Regions from separate parts of the Mus musculus genome. Here region 1 is linked to region 2. A link is a loop called in an ENCODE intact Hi-C map of the cell type or tissue named here. Cell type or tissue: left cerebral cortex. All regions are shown on one strand. Links, peaks and the distances in the headings refer to the core of each region. The heading gives the core; the rest is flanking DNA.

Region 1 (9,914 bases), core at 1,107-9,106, 120 kb after region 2:
CCACTCAGCACTGTTTGCTTTCGATATTGGCTATGCTTGTGAAAAGTTCTTTCTCCTCAGGTGAATTCTAAGGTGTTTCCTATCTTTTGTCCAGTTTTTCTATTGATTTGCCATTTTGGGAAGTATACTCTTATACATTCTAGATACTAAACCATTGTCATGTGGTACAGATATTTTCCATTGATACACCACTCTTCTGTGTATTTCAGTTATGATACTAGTATGCAGATGTTTTATTCTCTAATACACTAAACTTCATCAATCTCTTCTCTTGTAGTTCCTAAATATGGTTTATTTTGTATTACGTTCTACTTTCAACATCTTAATTTTTCACACATATCTTCTCCAATCCATTTCAAATTTACCATGTAAACTGTATCAAAAGACACTCAAAAATTTCTAAAAATGTATCATGGTTGAAACACTCTTTAAAACTGAAATATAAATTACATACCATAAAATTCACCACTGTGAATGCACAGTCCAGCAGTTTTGGTAGACTTGTATGTTCTAGAACATTTTCATCGTTAAAAAAAAAAAGAAATGCCATATTGTTCGGTACTTACTGTACTCGTGCCCCTCCTTACCCACAAATGACAGCTCGAGATCACCTTGTTTCCCCATATTTCTGAACACAATCCAAATGGAGCAGCAGCGAGTGTGGTCTCTTGTGTCTGACTTCCTCCTTTAAGGCACAATGACTCCTCCACGCTGCAGGATGTCTCAGTACGTCCTTTCCTTTCATGGGTAAATAATATTGCACACCATAGAGACACCACATCTTGTGTTTGTTGGTTGATAGGCACGCAGAATGGATGCTTCACCTTTTTAGCTATCAAGAATTCTTTTGCTGATGGCTCAATGGGTAAAGTATTTGCCCTCAAACAGAAGGACCCACGTTTGGATTTCTAACACCCACTATATATTTTTTAATCATCTTTTTTATTTTTAATTACATTATTTATTTACATTTCAGTCATTACCCACCCCTTTTGGTCCCCCTTTTCACAGTTCCTCATCCCATTTCTCCCCCCTCCCACCTCCAAGAGAATGCTCCCCTCACCACTAGGCCTCCCCTCTTCCCTGGGGCCTCAAGTCTCTTGAAGATTAAGCACATATCTCCATTGAGGCCAGACCAGGAAGACCTCTGCTATATATGTACTAGGGGCCTCAGTCTGGCCCATGCATGCTCCTGGTTGGTGGCTCAGTCTCTGGGAGTTCCCTGAGGTCTGGGTTAGTTGAGACTGATGGTCTTTCTATGGGGTTGCCCTACCCTTCAGCTTCTTCAATCCTTCCCCTAATTCAACCATAGGGGTTCTGACTTCAGTTCAGTGGTTGGGTCTAAGTATCTGCATCTGTCTCAGTCAGCTGCTAGTTTTAGGAAAGATTCCTGCTAGTAATATGCTTGTCCTATTATGGCTCCTGACAGTAGAGGAGCAGCCATGCCAGGCTCCTGTCTCTATGAACATCATAACATCAGTAGTAGTGTCAGGCTTTAGTGTCCACTCCCTTAAGATGGATCCCAAATTGGGATCCTTCAGTCTATTTTCCACTTTAGACAGGAAAAAAATTCTAGGTCAGAAATTTTGACTATAAGTTGGTAACCCAGTCCCTCTACTTGAAGACTTGTCTATCTACTGGAGGTGGAGTCTTTGAGTTCCTTCTCTCTAATGTTGGCATTTTGGCTAAGTGACCTCCATAGAGCTCTGATTGTTTCTCTCTCCTCTCTAGTCTCTAGTGCTTTCCAGAAGGTCCTCCCACATCCCATCCCCTGAGGCTGCTTATTTTCATTCATTCTTCTGGCCCTCTGGGCTTCTCTCCTGCCCTCCCCATACCTGACCCTATTCACCCTTTCCCCTCCCCTCTTTGTTGCATCACAGGAATTAAAATTCGTATCTTATTTTAGGACAGTCTAGATCCAGTTAATGCTAAGTTAATTTCAACAGTAGACAAGACCTTGCTATTGTATTCATGCTGCTGTCTTTCCCTTTTGCTGTAGTTACCACAAACCATATCTTTATATATATATTACTTACCCCTCAGTACAGATTTATGATGACTGATTTTTATAGTCATTTAAAAATAAGCTCAGAGAGAAAAGTACAAAAAAAGTGAGTTTATATGACTTTTGCATTTACTCACATAGTTGCTTCTATTGTGGATCCTTTTTGTAATATTTGAATTTGAAGATGCTAAATAACAGGTTTGGAAGGATCAGAACTATCATGAACACATGTGTTTTCATGACTTTAACTTTTTGTTGCATTATCTCCTTCTGGGCCGAAGATACATCACTGCAGATACATGTTCTACCTCTGAACATCCGTCTCTTCAGGATGTCACTGACTTTGACCTCACAGGCCCTAAACATGGGCACTTGGGTCCTTGATTCTTTGGTAGGTGTGTGTAGGGATTCTTTGGTGTGGCTCTTGTCACTTTTCATAACACTACTGCTAGTCTACACTGCTGCTCTGCACTGCTGGTCCACACTGCTGGTCTGCACTGCTGGTCTGCATTGCTGCTCTGCACTACTGGTCCGCACTGCTGGTTTACACAGCTGGTCCACACTGCTGCTCTGCACTGCTGGTCCACACTGCTGGTCTATACTGGTGGTCCACACTGCTGGCCCACACTGCTTGTCCACACTGCTGCTCTGCACTGCTAGTCTACACTGCTGGTCAACTCTGGTGCTCTGCACTGCTGGTCCACACTGCCTGGTATGCCCTGTCCACGCTTCTCAACTGCCAACCCTGTATGGTAACAGGCTGTGTGTTAGGACAGAGTATCTTGAATGACACTTGAATAGCCACCCAGTGGCTTATAGCCCTGGAGTTTACCACTGTGACTGCAAAAGCCCTACCCACAACAGCTGATACATTGATTCTAATATCTTCATATCTTCATTTCATGTCTTCATTTCAACCTCAAAGATGCCATTTAATGTATTTCTGTATGGTAGATCTTCTGTTGGCAAAAACATCAGTTTTTGTTTACTTGTTAAAAAAAAATATTTTGAAGTTTCCCAGATAAAGAATTCTTGACATTTTTCCTTACTCCCTACTTCCTTTTTTCTTTTTTTCTCCTATCTTATTTTCAGATATCATTTCTTCCTTTATTGTCTTTTTAAAATCATTCCTCTTTCTCATAACCCCATCTCTATTAATTGGATGTGGTTATATTCATTGGAACTTCCATGCCTCCTAAGCTGCATGTCTATTTAAACTAGTCTGTCTTTTTATTCTGCAGTCTGAGACATCGCACCAGATTTAAATCCCAGAATAATTATGTTAATTCTTTCTCATTCTAGAATTCATTTCATTTTCAATTAACTCTGATTTGGCCACAATTTCTACCTTCTCACTCCCTCCTGCACCGATCGCTGCTTTTCTGTGGTGCGATTGTTGTTGGATGGATGATATCATGGATGATATTTTTTTTGATGCAGTTAGAACTCTGATTTTAATCTTTCCCATTCCCTGGATGCCTTTCCTTGATCGCCACTCTCTCTTCGGGGCTATTTTATTGAGGTGGTTAGTTTGGTGTCACACAGTAAACACAGAGAGTCTTGTGTGTCCAGTGGCTGGTGTGGGCTCACAGCTGTGAGGTGGTTTCCCTGGCCAACCTCTCCTGTGTGTGGCAGGGCTGTGTGCCCTGTGAGTGGGTGGAGCGCGTTGACTGTCAGCCTTGCTGCAGAGTGAGGGGCGGGGAGCCGAGGCAGGCAAGCTGCTCTGCCACCCAACTCCCATCTGTCAATAGCTAAAACAGGGAGGGGTTCACTTGGGACAGGGGTTTTAGTCTCTTTGCCTCCCCATGCAGAAAGAGTAATCTCAGTGACAGCCCACAGTCATAAATACACATTGTTCCTTTTGAATCTCTATCCTCAAAACCTGGAAATTGCCAGCGTCAAAGCCCCAAATCAGGATCAGCACTGAGATTCAGAGCTCTATCACTATCTTCCTGTTTTAGAAGAGTAGTCAGTCACTACTGGTGTACACGGCAGCTCTGTCACTGTTAGCTTGTGGCCAAAAGGAATGGCAGCATTCACTCAGCACTAAGTTCATGGTAATACATTTTAATGTAATTGTCAGAAAGTTAATGACACCCCTTCCTGTTTTGGGCTATCCAGGGCTTGTTTTTGTTGAGAAGCTCTTGCTGGTCGGGGACTTCCCTTTTAACAAACGTTCTGATAATTTACCACTAGAGGGCAACATCGTTGCTATTGTGGTTTGAACTTTGCAAACTACAGTCACAGCTGTGTGCCTCTAACCTTTGTCTGGGCAGGTGCTCCCTTCTGTACTGTGCCTCCCAGCCCTAAGGGGAACTGGGTACAGGCTAGTTTGGGGACATGCATATCAAGATTAGAAGTGTGTAGGGGAAACATAAAGAGAAAAGGGACTCTTTTTTCTTTCTTTCTTTTTACTTTTTTTTTTCTTTTTTCCCTTTTTTTGCTGGCATGCATGTACTTTTGGTTTGATTTGAAGGGCTAGATGTGAGAGAAGAAGATGGATGGATGACTCAGTCCATCTGCTACAGTAAATCTCAGACTTTTCTTAAAAAAGGGAATGGCGTCCCCCTTCTTTTCCTAGATGGCAAAGAAGAAGAGGAGGAGGAGAAAGAGGAGGAGGGGGAGGATGGGGAAAGCAAAACAAAGAAACCTGTCTCTCTCTTTCTTCCCCCTCTTCTCTGTTCTCCGTTTAGGATTCACCAGGGTAGAATGAGGTACCTGCTGATCGTCTCCTAGAACAATCTTGCCCTAACCTGGAGGGGAGGGAAGGGCACTAAGTGTTTGTGACCAGTAGATGGGTCAGTCTACTACTGATGGTCTTTTTTAGGATAGAAAGCAAAGGGTGGAGGAGAGAATGATTGCCTTGGCAGAGAAGGGTTGGTCACGGTTGGCCACCTTGGGACATGCTCATCTGTGACATGAAAAACGCGGTGTAATATTTTTTACATTTAGACCACATCTAAGCAAAGTAAAAACTTGTTTTTGTTTTAACCATTATGAACACATAGAGAGTCCTGAGATTTTCATTTTTAAAACCATAGCAAAACCCCAAACCATGACATTTTCATCTTGCTGGCATCTTGTGAATCAGGCTTTTCTTACATGAAAGAAAAATAGCATTAAATGTTTTGCAGAGCTTCCCAAGGTAAATGTAATATTAGTGTCAGCACAATGCATGGTTCTCACCTCGCAGGTAGCAAGAGATTATTTATTCTGAGCCAAGTAGGAGGGCCAGGGCCTATAAATAACCTAGAATGTGTCCCCCAGATCATGTGTCTATAGTGAAAGTGTCCATGAGCTCCCATGTCACTACATAAAGTCATGTACCAGATATGTTATGGGGAAATTAGGTCAGTGGGTTACAGCAAAGCAGAGAGAACCACATTGCAGGTTCTGATGCTGTCTGGCATCCGAGTTGCTGGAAGCTCATGATCTGCTAATTTCATACATTCTGAAGGTTTTTGCCTGGTAGTTGGAAGGACACTGGATCAGACACAGAAGGTGAGTGCTAAATGGCCCTGAAGGGACTAAGGATAGCTGAAGGCAATCTGGCTTAGTGTCTACAGTATCCCAGCTCTCCACAGTCACGAGGTGCTAATCAGTCAAGCAGCAGCAATCAATACAAGTGCATCCATTCCCTGGGGAGCTCCGTTTACAGTTGTCCTGGTGGGCAAGCATCACATCCCGTGCATTCAGAAGCCAGATGTGCTATGTCCCATAGACTAGGAACCCTTGTCCTTAGGATGATAGCGTTGAGTCTGAGTGGCCAGGACAGCCGAAGAGCTTGTCCTCCTGGGCGAGCAGGACTTCTTGAGACCACCTCGAAGATCAGAACTCATAACATGACCAGCGAGTGCTCATGTTGACCGTGACTATTTACTTATACTCTCCGCTTGCCCTTTATCCCATTTTCTTGTTAAAATTTAAAGCTCTGGCAGTACCCTAAGGTTAGACTTGGAGTTGCTGGTTCTTTCCATTTGCCCCTTACAACACAGCCCCATTGATGAAACCCTCTCTCTGTGCCCATCACCATTATCCATCTCTATTGTTTGGGGACCAGGGGCTGATCAGAAACTTTTGGTGCTGTTGGAGCTGGGACTTTTAGCCTTAAACTCATGTTAGTTTATTAAGTAGAGTCTAGGTTAATTTTACATGACAGCTCAGTTATTCTTTGATCCAATTTTAATCATACCCTTCCATGGGTGACTTTAATCTTGAAAATATATGATTTAATACACACACATGTAATATGTAGAAACAAATATACTGCTAAACCAAGATTATGGAACATTCATGTTTAAACCTAAAGATAAAACAAACCAAATTTATTGTCCTAAAAAAGACTGTCCCTTTCCACCATTGTGCATTCAAGTTCAGTCCAGCCTAGGCCACTCCTGGCTTGGTGGTGACAAATGCTGTTATTTAGGTAGCCAAATATGTGTTGCATAAGAGCTTTATCTTAAGAACTTTAACATGATGATGATGATGGTGGCAGCTGTGGTGGTGATGAAGATGATGGTCACGATGATAATGATGACAATCGTGATGAAGATGATGAGGATAAAAATGAAATTTGTAAAGCAGTAACACAGGCAGAGATTCTCATATGCCAGCTCAGAAATGCTTTTCAGGAAAGCAGATCTAAGTTCAAGCCTCAACTCAGCCACTCAAAAGCTATGAGAACACTGGTACTCTCTTGCTTCATATACTTTAGAGTTCCAATTCCTTCATGTGGCAAAGAAACAAACTAAAGGAAGCTATGTCTCAATAGACAATCCCGTCCCACGGTTTTGTAAGTCAGAATTTCAGGGCACATGGCTGATGGTTCCTGTCTTGCTTCTATATCAGCTAAAACTCTGATAGGTCAGTGAATTCTTGTAGCCAGAGTTTTCATTTGGCCTCTGAGAATCCCAGTGTTCTCAGAGCAGGCCTTAGTGTATGTTTTCTGCATTCCAACTTGAACATAAAAATTGTACATACTTAAGAAGTACCATGTCATACTTCATTCATGTGTACAGTGTATGCATTACTGAGCATCCCATACTCAGAGACAGTCAGGATTACTTCATTATGGATGCAGTCTATAAGTTAGGAAGTCTCTCAGATCAGACCAGGTACAGGGAGAGGGAACAGAACTAGATGCCAGCTTCCGTGATGAAAGCAACATCACAGAGCCAAGTGTCACCATTAGCAATCTGACCTTAAATAGCAGTTATCATAATCTTTTTTTCTTATAGGCACAGTGTTGGGATTAGATAAGGCACTACCATATAGGTTATAAGCACATTTTATGCCTGTAAAAGAATTTTGCTATCTTTTCACAGTTATATGTTATATTCATGTGTGTACTCATATATGTATGTGGGTAACTGGAGGTCAAAGGACACCATCAAATGCTCTCCTCTGTTGATCTTTATTGAGAAAGGCATTTTTATTGAATTTAGAGCTTACTCTTTTTTTTTTTTTTTAACTAGACCAACTGGCCAGTAAGACCAAACAATCCTCTTGTCTCCACTCCCCAGTACTGTGGTTGCAGGCATGCATTCATGGTGATGCCTAGCTTTGTATATGGGTCCTGGGGATTCGAAACACAGGTCCCTCCCACTGTTTCCGCAGTCCTTTAATGTTTTCATTAAAATACAGTAGTTGTAAAAATAGTTTTGCTGTGGCATTTCAACAGATGCATTTAGCACACGTTGACTATTTTCTCTTGTAGTAGGAGATCAGAGAAAAACACAGAAACTGTGTCTTAGTTTTCTGTCATTTTCATAAATTTTTCTTCTATTTGTATATATTAAATATCAGATATTGTCATATTGGCAATTTTTGAAATAACGACTCTCTAAGACCACTTCTGTTATCGCTTCACCTTGCTTGTTTTTCCAACATTGCCACAGCACACGAAATCTTAAATCTTAGGGTTTAATCTTAGTTTCTTCACCTTGAACATCAGGTCCCCATGTCCTGATATAGCTTCCATAACCCTCATTCTTAATGCTTTGGTAATAGTGGGATGAAAAGATAAAACTGTGTTTAGTTAGCCAGTTTTACATAGTTGTGTGTGTGTGTGTGTGTGTGTGTGTGTGTGTGCATGCATACACATGTATATGTGTGCAAGTGTTCATCTATGTGTGCCTGTGTGGAGGTAAAACATAAGCATCCAGTGTTTTCCTTCTTTTCCCCTCCCCTCCCCTCCCCTCCCCTCCCCTCCCCTCCCCTCCCCTCCCCTCCCCTCCCCTCCCCTCCCCTCCCCTCCCCTCCTCTCTTCTCTTCTCTTCTCTTCTCTTCTCTTCTCTTCTCTTCTCTTCTCTTCTCTTCTCATTTATCTCTATCTCTATATCTCTATTTGAAATGAGGTCTTACATTGAACTGGGTGCCTAGTGAGACCCCAGGATCTACCCATTTTTACCCTATCTCCAGTAATGGGATCATAATTGAGTACTGTAGTGCCCAGACTTCACGTGTGTTCTGGGGATGTGGATTCAGATCTTCATGTCTCCACATCCATAATTACCCACTTTCACACACTAAGCATGAAGCTAGTTTCATGTTCGTGCCAATATATTTTATACCATGGATATAATTTGGCATCAATCTAACAGTTAGTAACAGTTGTGTGGCTCTGAAAGACTTTGATCTATACTTAGCCTTGTCAGTGTTCTTCCCTTTCCTTGGCTGACCCATTATCTCGAAAGCTGTGTTTTCCTTAGTTTTCATCTGGCCAACTAACAAATCTCTCTGGTGTCCAACCTGCTCCATCATGACTACCCCTTCCCCACGTCCATCAGTGTCTTTACCCCTTCCCTCTCTTTCTTCTGCCATTGCCTTCTTCCACAAACATGTCTTAACCTTTTGCATCCTTCTGCATTATGCTAAAGACTTTCATGTATGTAATAAGCAAATCAGTTTTAAACACAATTTCCCACTGTCCAGGGAGCTCAGATAATAACAGAAGAAGATAAGTTATAAGTATTGAATCACATTACAAGAAAATATCAGAAAGGACAAAAGTCATACAGAGAATTTAAACATCAGAGAATATCTAAACGTCACAAAAAGAAGCAAAGGACAGTCAGTATCTAATTTGTCATTCTACTTTATATTTCCCCGAATTTTATATTTGAGTTAATAAGCAACTGATGGGACTATATTAAGAAATCATGTGAACATCCTGTCCCTTATCATACATTTAAGTAGTTTTTAATATAGTCAGTAATGATCCTGCAGTTCCATTTATTGCACATTCGTTGGATGATATTCAACTTTAATCAAGAACCTCACCTTCTGCACATATCTGCTCATTATTTCTTATGTCTGCTTTTTAGTTTGATGTTCACATTGTTCCAGGCGTGGCCAGAGCAGCTCTTACAAACAGACCAACTAGTCAGCATGTGCTTTTCTCAGTTTCTGAATACTTCCCTGCTTTGTGGCACATTAAGGTGTTGAGCTCTCTCTGTCATTGATCTACTTTTCCTTCTTTCTCCCTTCCACACGTTCTTGTTTTGAATGGGTTTAGAAGATTACTTTCATATTTGATGTAAAAGTTAGTAAGAACCAAAGTTACACTGCTCATAGTAGGTTTCATAGACAGAGATCTAGGAGAAAATTTGGGAGGAGGGATGTCATTCTTATCAGTGACGTAGCCACTGATAAGCTGCCCATTTAAAAGACCTCCTGCCCAGGACAAGGTGGAGTCAAGACTTGAGACCAAGGAAAGGTGATGGAGGAAGGAAAACCATCATGTAGTAATTAAGTTCCACTATGTACTTTTGAGAAATAGGATAACACTCACCAAATGGAACAAGGTTGCAGAGCTATGAACCTATCTGAGTCAAGGTCATTTTGCTGATGTGGCCACCAGAAAACAACAGAGAAATAGTGTAATCAAAGGCATGGGGTGTGGAGGGAC
Region 2 (9,914 bases), core at 1,180-9,179:
AGCTACATGTTATAAAACAAGTAGGGAATATATTTTCACATTAGACATTTTCAATGATTACTTTCAAGTTCATAAATTAATTGTAGGTCCAGGTGCTGAAAATCCCAAATAACAGCAGAACATAAAAGAAAATACTTTTCGTTTCTAATGGCACCTTTCTTTCCAATGTTTGAGGAACTATATTCAGCAAATGGAACATGGCTCCAACCCAGACTCTCCTTAAAATGCTCACCGTTTATTCCTGCTTTGACAGTAGCAAAGCATAGAAGGCCCTGCTTTTATTATGCTACTCAGAGAGCCCTATCTGAAACAGCCTACAGAGTGTCAGGTAAGCGCCTTTTAAGGAAGGTGAATAACTATGATTTGTAGAAGGAAAGAAGAAGATAAGAAACTTACGTAAAATTTCATACTAAAAATTAGCTTTCTAAATAAGACTTTATACCAGATAAAACAAACAAAAAAATTTAAAAGCAAAAAGGCACTTACCTCACTTCCCATAGACTGGTTACACGATCCAGCTGGGTCGATAGGACAACACCAGCTTAGTGGATGCTGGGATTTCACCTGGAACAGAAACTAGTGACCTATAACTTTAGCAGGTCTAAAACCAAAGAAGCAAAAATCAAGTGTATAATTTATTTTACATACTATGCTTCTCTTTCTTGCTGCTATTTGGGGCTCTCAGCACATAACCCTACAATTAGTTCATTTAAAAATGCATCAATATGTATGTTGATCAAATACCATTCAGGAAGACATCCCTTCAGTAGCCAGGAATACTGAATACTCTTACCTGCCCCTTAGCATCCTCAGGCATGGCTTTAATGTGCATTCTTTTTAAACAACGGATTACGCCATCATAAAACTGAACTGTGAATGTTCCTGAAATAGGAGCAATCAGATTAGAAAGTATCATGCAACATTATAGCAGCATTTGGAATCTAACAATAGTGGTATAATGTAAAATGATGCCTTGCGATTGCACTAACACAGGCACAGTCTCCTGAATGTATTCCCCTGAGTTATTAAAGATACTTTCTCTTTCCATGTTTAAACTCTTTTAAACTAGTTTTTTCCTTAAAGTATACACAAATTAAGTCCTGATAACTTAGCTGTATGTAACTTTGATTTTTACTGAAGAATTTTGAAATTTATTGTGAAAAGACATAAATATTAGAATTATCTCAGAAAAATAAAGCCATTATTTACAGAAACAGTATTTCTACTGGAACAATCATTGGCTCTCTTGAAAAGTTACTTTTAATGTAGGTAACAGAGAGAAAGATCTGATATGTGATAAAGATCATTTTCTCAGTGAGATTTACATTTGTACTAAAGTGTACAAATGTGTACTAAAGTGCAATAGTGGCAAGACAACATGCTCCCATGTTGATCTCTTGATTAGACTTGAGGCCCTTCCACAGGCTCAGGCCTGATACGGTTATCATGGTCAACATTCATGCCTAGGGAAATCATAGCTTCAAGAGGGAACCTATTATTTTGTAAAAGGTCATCCTGTTAACCTGCTTTCTAAATATTTATTTTTAGAAAGTAGATTTGTACATAGATTTGTACTGCTTTATCGTCACCTGAATAAGCTGTATCACAAATATCTAAATGTCCACATTAGTTAGTTCCATTTTGCTTTTACAATAAACTGAGGGTTTCCCCAATTCCCATTTTTTCCCCCTGAAGAAAGAGGCAGGCTTACCTACCATGTGGGACATTTAGAAACCAAAATTAATACTTCTCGAGGAGAGTTAAAAAAAATCTATCAATATTTCCTAAAGACTCCCTAGAACTACTCTAGAAATGGCAGTAACCACAGTTCAGTAGCATCCCATTTCTACTAATATAAACTTAATTTTGTTTTAAAACCCGTGGATAAACAGAATAGGATAAACAGTGACAGCGGTTTGAGTACAGTGCATATGTGTGTGTGTACACAACTACATAAGCACATGCTTAGGGATTATTGCAAGTCCTAACGTGTTCCATACTCAACTCAGCTGAGCTTAGCTACAGCACTGAGTGCTTTTACTGTGTTAGGTTTGGGATGGATCTTAACCCCCAAGAGTACATAATCGTTAGTTCTTTCTGCCCACATCACTCTTGACTAACTTACTCTGTGTTAGGCTCTATACGGGTATAAGACTTAAGCAAATAAGACATGAACTACACTTCAAAGAAGTGTAAGCACCCAAAGGAAAAGGGGGGAAACAACCTGCATGCCCAGTATAGTGCGGTCTCCCACCTCTTCCTGCAGTGAGTGGCTAAACACTAGAAATGGCACTACAGTCTCATCTGCAGCTCCAAATCACTGCAACCATATATGGGACTGAAATCCTTATAGAATAGTTCTCAGTTAGACTACTGTAATTTATTTTTCATATTGAATTCCTTACACATCCTTCTTAAATGTTTGTTCCTTCTATCTTACCTTCTATTTCTTTCAAGCTTATTTTTAATTTGAACCTAAAGTTTAAACTTTCTCCATTGCTTTCATCACCTCCAAACAAAATTCAAATCCTTTAGCAAGGTTCTAAAGTTTTTCAGGTCCTGATTGTTGCTTCTGTCCAACCATGTCCCTACTATTTCATTGCAAACAAAGCCCTTCTGGCTCTTCTTCCACTAGCTTATGTGTCTTTCACAACTTTACTGAAGTGTCTCCTGAGTAGATCACATGCCCTTTCAAAGAACCTGTCACTAAGTGTGTGCAGCGTTTGTTTCTTTAAAAATGGCAGTTAAGTTGTGGTCAAGTTTATTATATAAATATGGTATTTGAAGATTAATATTCTGTCTGAAAGATTTCTTAGGTTCATGGGAAATCTTACTAACACACCTCGTATTTTGATTCAGGCTGGGAAGTCATGAGTCATGTCACTCTGAAATATTTAACAAATATTCCCATAGAGAGTACTAACAGAAAATCCACACAGAACAGTATAAAACAAGAAAAAAGTTATATGAGACAATTATATACCTTAATGGAAATTTAAATCTCAGTCCTATTTATGTCTCAGGTCATGTCAAATGCATACCTTCTTTGTTAATTGCTTCAATCTTGGCAGGGTAATAGCGACAGTCTGTCCAACGAGCCAGTACTTCTTCTCCAGCTTTAAAATCCTATTCAAACAACTTTTAAGATCAATTTCAAATATAATAAATATTTCATTAACAAAAAAAGCTGTTAAATTTGACAGGATCCTTTTAAAATGTCATTATTTATGAAAGGAACAACTGGGAAAAGATTCCTACTTACAAAGAGCTCTTCCTCATCCTTTAGCCCTTCTTTCCTTAGTGCAGGTCTCTCAAGGGGTCGCAACCTGTTGCTGTCCCAGTAAATCCACTCATCATATCGATGACTCCAGCGCTCAAAATGGACTAGCATCTTCCCTTCTTCATAATCAATTTTTTCAATTCGGGATGGATACCTCAAAAAAAATTAAAAAGCTTCATATCAAAAAAAATCCTTCTGTTGTCAAATATAAATTAAGCAGAAAGATTTTAATGGGTACAACTTACCATTAAAACTGAGAAAAGTTAGTATACTCATAAACTACTGAACACATAAAATACACATTACTATTGTCATTTTAAGCGATTTTTCTCAGAACTTGAGAAAATAAATTCTCTAATATATTCTGAATACAAAATATAAAGCACTATACTGTTTAAGAAACTAATGCACTGCATGTGTCAAATGGTAAAGATATCCCTACTTTCTTACTTATTAATCCTCCCAATTCTGAAAATATATACACAACAAATAATTTGCAGTAAAATAGATACTCTGTAAAAATATGATTGGAAAAGCTGAAGACTTTCTATAGTTATATGAATAATGGTATATCTAACAGAATAGAAGATTAATCTTCAAATACCATGTTTATACTATACAAAGTAAAAAGTTAAATGAAAATTTAGAAATATATATGTATATGTAATTATGCTTTAAAATGCTTCAACATATTCCCTTTTGTGTATATGTTCATTTCTGTATGTGCATGCCTGTGTGTATCCATTAACACTGAGGAAAGAAGACAATCTCAGCTCTCATTCCTCAAATACCATTCATGTAGAGCTTGCCAGATAAGGTAGGCTGGCTAGACAGTCAGTACTGAACATGTGCCTATAGCCACCTCTACAGCACTAGATACCACCTCCAGTTTTTGCTTCACAGGTTTTAGGAGTAGAACTCAAGACTTTATCATTTCAACCAATCGATTTCCCCAGACTATAAATCCCTTTCTATATGGTGTTAAGAACATTTTATTTTTCCATGGTAAGCATATGCTAGGAAAGAAAAGCCCCAAATTGTGAATTTTAAAATATTTGATTGCTTTTTCTTCACAAGTAGATTAGTTATCCTTTGAATAATTTCAAAGTAAAAATTAATTCACTTAAACATTTAATAAGGAGTGTACTATTCCATTATTCCCGCATTAACATGTTTGCAGATGACAGAACTGTTTATGAGTAACATATGAACTCAATAGCCACATATGGGAGATAATTCAGCTGTAATTGCTTATCTCATATTTTTCTATTTTAAAAATAAATTCAAAGCTTTGTGTTGAATTTTTAAAAGTTTTAAGCATAAAGCTATTATGCAACTTTGATGTTACCATCTCTTTTATAGATCAGTCATGTTGTTCAAAGTCATTTACACATCTAAATACACTGAATTTTCCTGAGATGATTTCTTAATTTTGTAGTATGATACTGAGCTACTGCATAGTTCTTCTCGTACATCCGTGTTTTTCAATCCATCCGTGCTTCTGTCCTTCTTGCCTTGCCTAACCTGCCTTTCCTGTCCTGTTCATTCTCATTGTTCAGGCTTTGTCCAACATGTAATGATCTAAGCTGACTTCCTGGACTCCCTTTTCCATTGACCTTATGGAACTCTGATTGTTTAAATTCTCTCTAGATAGACTCCAAAACTAAGTGCTGATGAGTGATCATCAGAGGCATTTATATGTCTCAAAAGGTTTCCAACATCAAATAAGCTGGGGAAATACTAGATCAAAATTAGGCCCCTTACTTAAAGACTTCTTGCTGTTCTCAGCAAATGGAGATAAAGCACTTGACTTAATCAAACAGGAAATATATAGCCTGTTTTATCTCAAAATGTTTAACATGTCTAGAGACAACTTATAGCTAAGGATCATGATGCTAGAATACTGCTCAGGCCTATGAGTTCTGGGTGTGCCTAAGTTGTGTTCCTTATCATAGCCCTCAGCACCTGGCAAAGCCCTAACACACAGAAACTACTAGAGCAGTATTCAGCAAGAAAGTAAATGCTAAAGGCAGCCGGACTTCATGTTTCTTAAGAACTATGAAGGCTGTTGGCTCATTCTAATCTAACTTCCTAGTCTGAGGGGAGAAGTGGGTTAAGAAACATTTTGTTACTGAAAAGCATCAAGCCAATAAAACATAGATTAACAGACTTCTGTGCAGACATGCCTATTCAGCCACATAAAATCAAAACTACAATGTTCATTATCTGTAGTCTTCCCCTTGATACATTTTGTTGCTCTAATTTTTAAAATAGAAAATTATATCATACAGAGAAACTTTCAACAAGGCTGCTCTATATTTTCAATATTACTAGCCACTGAAGCACTATGAAGAAATATATCTATTAAGTTCAAAAACTGATAAACCTCTTTCAAAAGGTAAGAGCTTTTAATTTCACCTATCACATCACTCAGATGTTAAGAAAAATCCAAAGCTCTTGGCTTTGCTCTCTAGGTTCTTTCAAATTCTAAATGTATGGAACTCTGTATGTTTAAAACATTCTTTAAAGTAAAAAGAGTCCACAGTAACAGATTCAAATATATATCTATTTTCATAACATGATTCAATTCAGTAAAATAAAAAAAATCAGAATCTGAATGAATTTAAATAATGTAAATCTAGATTGTTATTTTTAAGCAACTTATGGTTTTCCTAAAATATTTTAAATTCTGTTGGCTGAAAGGATGCTTGAAGCAACAGCCAGAACAAATTACATCTTGAGGAACCTCTTCAGGGTAAGTTACAGCATGTTAGAGTCTCTACATAAATGCCTAGAGAATGATATGCATACCTAGGTTACTGCCAAGAATAAATGCAAATGCACAAGATGATAATCTATTTCATTTTTAACAAGTTTCACTAGTCAAATTTGATGGTTAAAGGTGTCAGAAATATTATCAAGAATGTCCAACATATATGCACTTGAACAACTAATAAGTCAAAGGTAGGACTGAAGGGGTAGCTTAGAGGCAGAGGGTTTGCCTAGCAAGAATGAGGGCTCAGTTTTGGTCCATGGCACTTGGAAATGAATGGGGAGAAAGGAAGAGGGAAGGGGAGGGAAAGAGAGGAGAGAACAAAGAAAGCAGACAGGCACTGCTGGTAGATTTAAACAATTCTAAATTCTATCATTTCATCATTGAGCTCAGTTAGGAGATGTAGATGAGAAATACTGTTATGTATCAGACTTTTTTTTTTTTTTGCTAACTAAACATTGATTGTTCCTTATATTCACTGCATCTTGTTCTCTGTCCATGCTATGGATAACAGAATCTGCTTTAACAGATGAGGACTAAATATTTCACACAAAAGCAGAAGCAGAGACCGATACAAGTTTCCACTGCATGTCATAAAAGTGGGGCAAAGTATATGTGTGTGTGTGTGTGTGTGTGTGTGTGTGTGTGTGTGTGTGTATGAATGAATAAAACACACATAGAAAAATTTCTAAGTGAATAGAAAACCTCATTTCACATGCTTAAGTAATTCTGGGAAGTTCATTGAAGGTTCCTGGAGACACTGTCCACATGGAACTTGGTGGGATATTTCAAGGATTAAGAGTCTGAGTACAGCTACAATGTACACACAAGGTACACTATTGAAAAATATTATGAATCTGGATGAAACTAGAGTGAGTGAGGTCATTAAGGAAAGCAAGATGTGCAATCTGTCCTCAAGATTGACCTGCCAGGACTTGAGGGCACTTGAAGGTAAAAGTAATATTCCATTTGACCTAACAACATGATAAACTACACAGCAGATAAAGGAGAACAGAGAGACGTTAAACTGGGCATGTTAGCTTGTTTCAAACTTAGAGCTTTGAAATAGCAAGCTAATGAAGTGATCCTTTGTTCTATAGAGCACAGGACTTCTATTTAATTGGGCCACTGGTTACACCTTGGGAAGGAAAAAGCATGATAAGATCTTCATAATGCATGTATGATGCACATTACAATATGGCAATTCACATATAGCTCTATACAGCAAAACAATTCCTCTGTTCCAGCAGATGGCCCAAACTAATGGTATATGTTTTCATATACAGTGTAAAAAAATTTGTTGAGCAAATACATTCACAAATGACTATCTTAAAGAATGTATTATTTTCATATGCTACGTATGCTTTACTATAATTGACTGTGCATTGAACATAAGTTTTTTTTTCTCCCTAAATTTGGAAGATGTGGTGTTAATGTTTTTGTTTTAGAGGCTGAATCACAGAAAGCTGTTAGAATAAAGAATAGTGATTAGGCTCAGCCTCAGACATTTATGAATGATTCAGGAAAACATTTAAGTGGGAGATTAGGATTTCAGAGTCCATAGTGTCAGGTAAGATGCCAGAAAGATGCCAGAGAATCTCCATAGCTGTTCTATCTTAAGATTTAACTGGGGACCCCTGAAGGTGAATTAGGAAAAGGCTGGAAGAAGTTGAGGAGGAGGTTAACCCCACTGGAAGACCAACAGAACTAACCTGGACCCCCGAACTTTCTCGGAGACTGAGTCACCAACTAGTCAGCATGCAGGAGTGAGTCTGAGGCGCCCAACATATATACAGCAGAGGACTGCCTGGTCCCACCTCAGTGAGAAGACACACCTAACCCTTGAGAGACTTGAGGCCCCATGAAGTGGGGAGCTGCGGAGGGTTGGAGGCGTGGGGACGTCCTCTTGGAGACAGGAGCGGGAGGGGAAGAATGGGATGAGGAACTGTCGAGGGTAGACCAGGACAGGGATAATGACTGGACTGTAAAAACAGATGAAAGATAATCTAAAAAAATAAAAAGATTTAACTGAAAGAAAGGAAGAGAATGTCAGATCACCAAGCAAATTACTCCTCAAAGCCAACATACTATGGAAAGCTCTCTGGCCCCATATCAACTGCTGTTGAAAAGTAACAAAGATTCTCTCTCTACCTTCCCTGAAATAATCCCACAGCAAAAGGCAGACAATGGATGAAGTACAGAGATTCTGGTCTGCTGGGATTTAATGACTTAGAAAAGGAATGAACTGCTTGTATTGCTCAGAGTTAACTTGTTTTTCCTAAGTCCTTTATTTTTAAGCCTGGAAACAGAGTCTACTTCCATAAATGGAGAAAAAAATGTTCACTCTAAAATAAATTATAGGCATTTAGACTAATATAAATGAAAATATAAAAGTATATCAATGATCTACCTGAAAAATATTTTTTGCTATCTCATTTTTTGCTAATACTAATTGGCTTTAGGGTTAGTACTTGAGCCTTTCCATGTCTAAGTCCTCAAAAAGTCAAGTTTAATTGAAGCTATAGTTACAACCACAGGAACATCATTGGTAAAAGTAAAAATTATTTTATCTTCCCAAAACTCTTGAAATTTCACTGCCTTGAATAAATACTGTAATTTTATAACTGAGGTTTCCAACTGGTATAAAATTGTTCAGAGAATAACAGTGCCCATAGATTCTAGACTAAATCTGTAATTCAGTAAGTACCAGATACTGGCTAAAGACATTGGTCAAAGTTAGCTGCACCTGAACAATATCAGTTCCCAAGTGCATCGACTCCCAAGTGCTGGAAAAACACAGGAACACAAGCAGTCTAAGAAAGAAATCACTGCTGGTGAATTCCTATCCTAGATCACATGGATCTTATTTTTGTCTTATACTTGCTATATAAGATATATATTCACTATGTGTGTGTGTGTGTGTATATATATATGCATGTATACACACATACAAATATATATCACTGTATTTGCTCACTTTATTATTGTCTTAACTTATCAACTAAGTCAAGAGGGTGGGGAATTTCTTTGTTGAAAACTAATCTCTGGTGTAGAGGAAGATGACTTTTCTTCAGACAGGCACTCCTAAATTGACTTAGATTTTAAAGAGAGGCACATGGACAAATACCTTCTGGAAGATAAGATAATCTACTACTCCTATCAGTGCTCTACTAACTGTCCCTGGGAAATTCTGCTTGTTTTTGCTTACTTACTAAGAGAGCAGCAGCTGTCTTGGATAAGGAGGCAAAAGAACTGTTAAGAACCAGGTCTCAGAGTATGAGATAGGAGAAGCCTGGCCCCTTGATCAGGTATGGGAAGCACTGCAGGGCGTGGCAGGGGAAAAGGAGGCAGATACACAGGAAGGTGTTTTTCAGAAGTTGCTCAAGGGTGTGCCCTGAGCCCAGGTGCTGTGGCTTCAGAGCTTGTCATCTTTCACTCACACTGCTCAATAGTATGAGTACTCTAGGAAGCAGACCCTGGACACTGGATATGGAAGGGAGAGGAGAGCAGGGCAGATCAGTGCCAGAGAAACAAATTTTTCTAATAGTAGAGCCAGTCAGAATTGAACTTTTAGACTTTATTATGTTTCTACCTATTCTAGACTAATATACCTTTCCCATATGTACTCATATTATATATAATATGTATTACTTATGTATTTAAATAAAAGGTAAGTTTGTGTGTGTATAAACATATAACTAAATATATAGAATATATAACACAAATCTTATATAACATTATACATTTATAAGTATCACTCTATATTATAGATATTTCTATAAATTTATTGAATAGTATATGATTATAGTATTATTCATATTTATCATAAGAGATGCCCATGGACAAATATCTTCTGGAAGA

Evidence for each region. A loop is a pair of places that touch in the nucleus more often than their neighbours do. Peaks named below come from ENCODE experiments on the same cell type or tissue, not always from the same donor. Only the 100,000 strongest peaks of a DNase experiment are listed, where the experiment ranks them.
Region 1: a loop joins it to region 2, with 3 times the contacts of the local background. A loop is called at or near these places in 2 of 42 quality-filtered maps.

What each region holds. Positions count from the first base shown.
Region 1 is chr15:66,470,351-66,480,264 of GRCm38, reverse strand. The region is part of intron 3 of Lrrc6 (leucine rich repeat containing 6 (testis)); the gene reads left to right. Among named protein-coding and RNA genes, the nearest start is that of Gm31006, 26 kb to the left of the region's middle. In left cerebral cortex, for the core only: a CTCF peak has its summit at 4,201 (motif pointing right); DNase peaks (open chromatin) are centred at 3,706, 4,164 and 4,524; H3K4me3 peaks cover 910 bases; H3K27ac peaks cover 2,535 bases.
Region 2 is chr15:66,588,327-66,598,240 of GRCm38, reverse strand. It overlaps Phf20l1 (PHD finger protein 20-like 1), which reads right to left. Exons shown (of 21, transcript NM_001081409.1): 3 at 3,263-3,434; 4 at 3,042-3,126; 5 at 794-882; 6 at 487-564. Among named protein-coding and RNA genes, the nearest start is that of Phf20l1, 16 kb to the right of the region's middle. In left cerebral cortex, for the core only: no CTCF peak of the experiment used is centred there; a DNase peak (open chromatin) is centred at 6,099.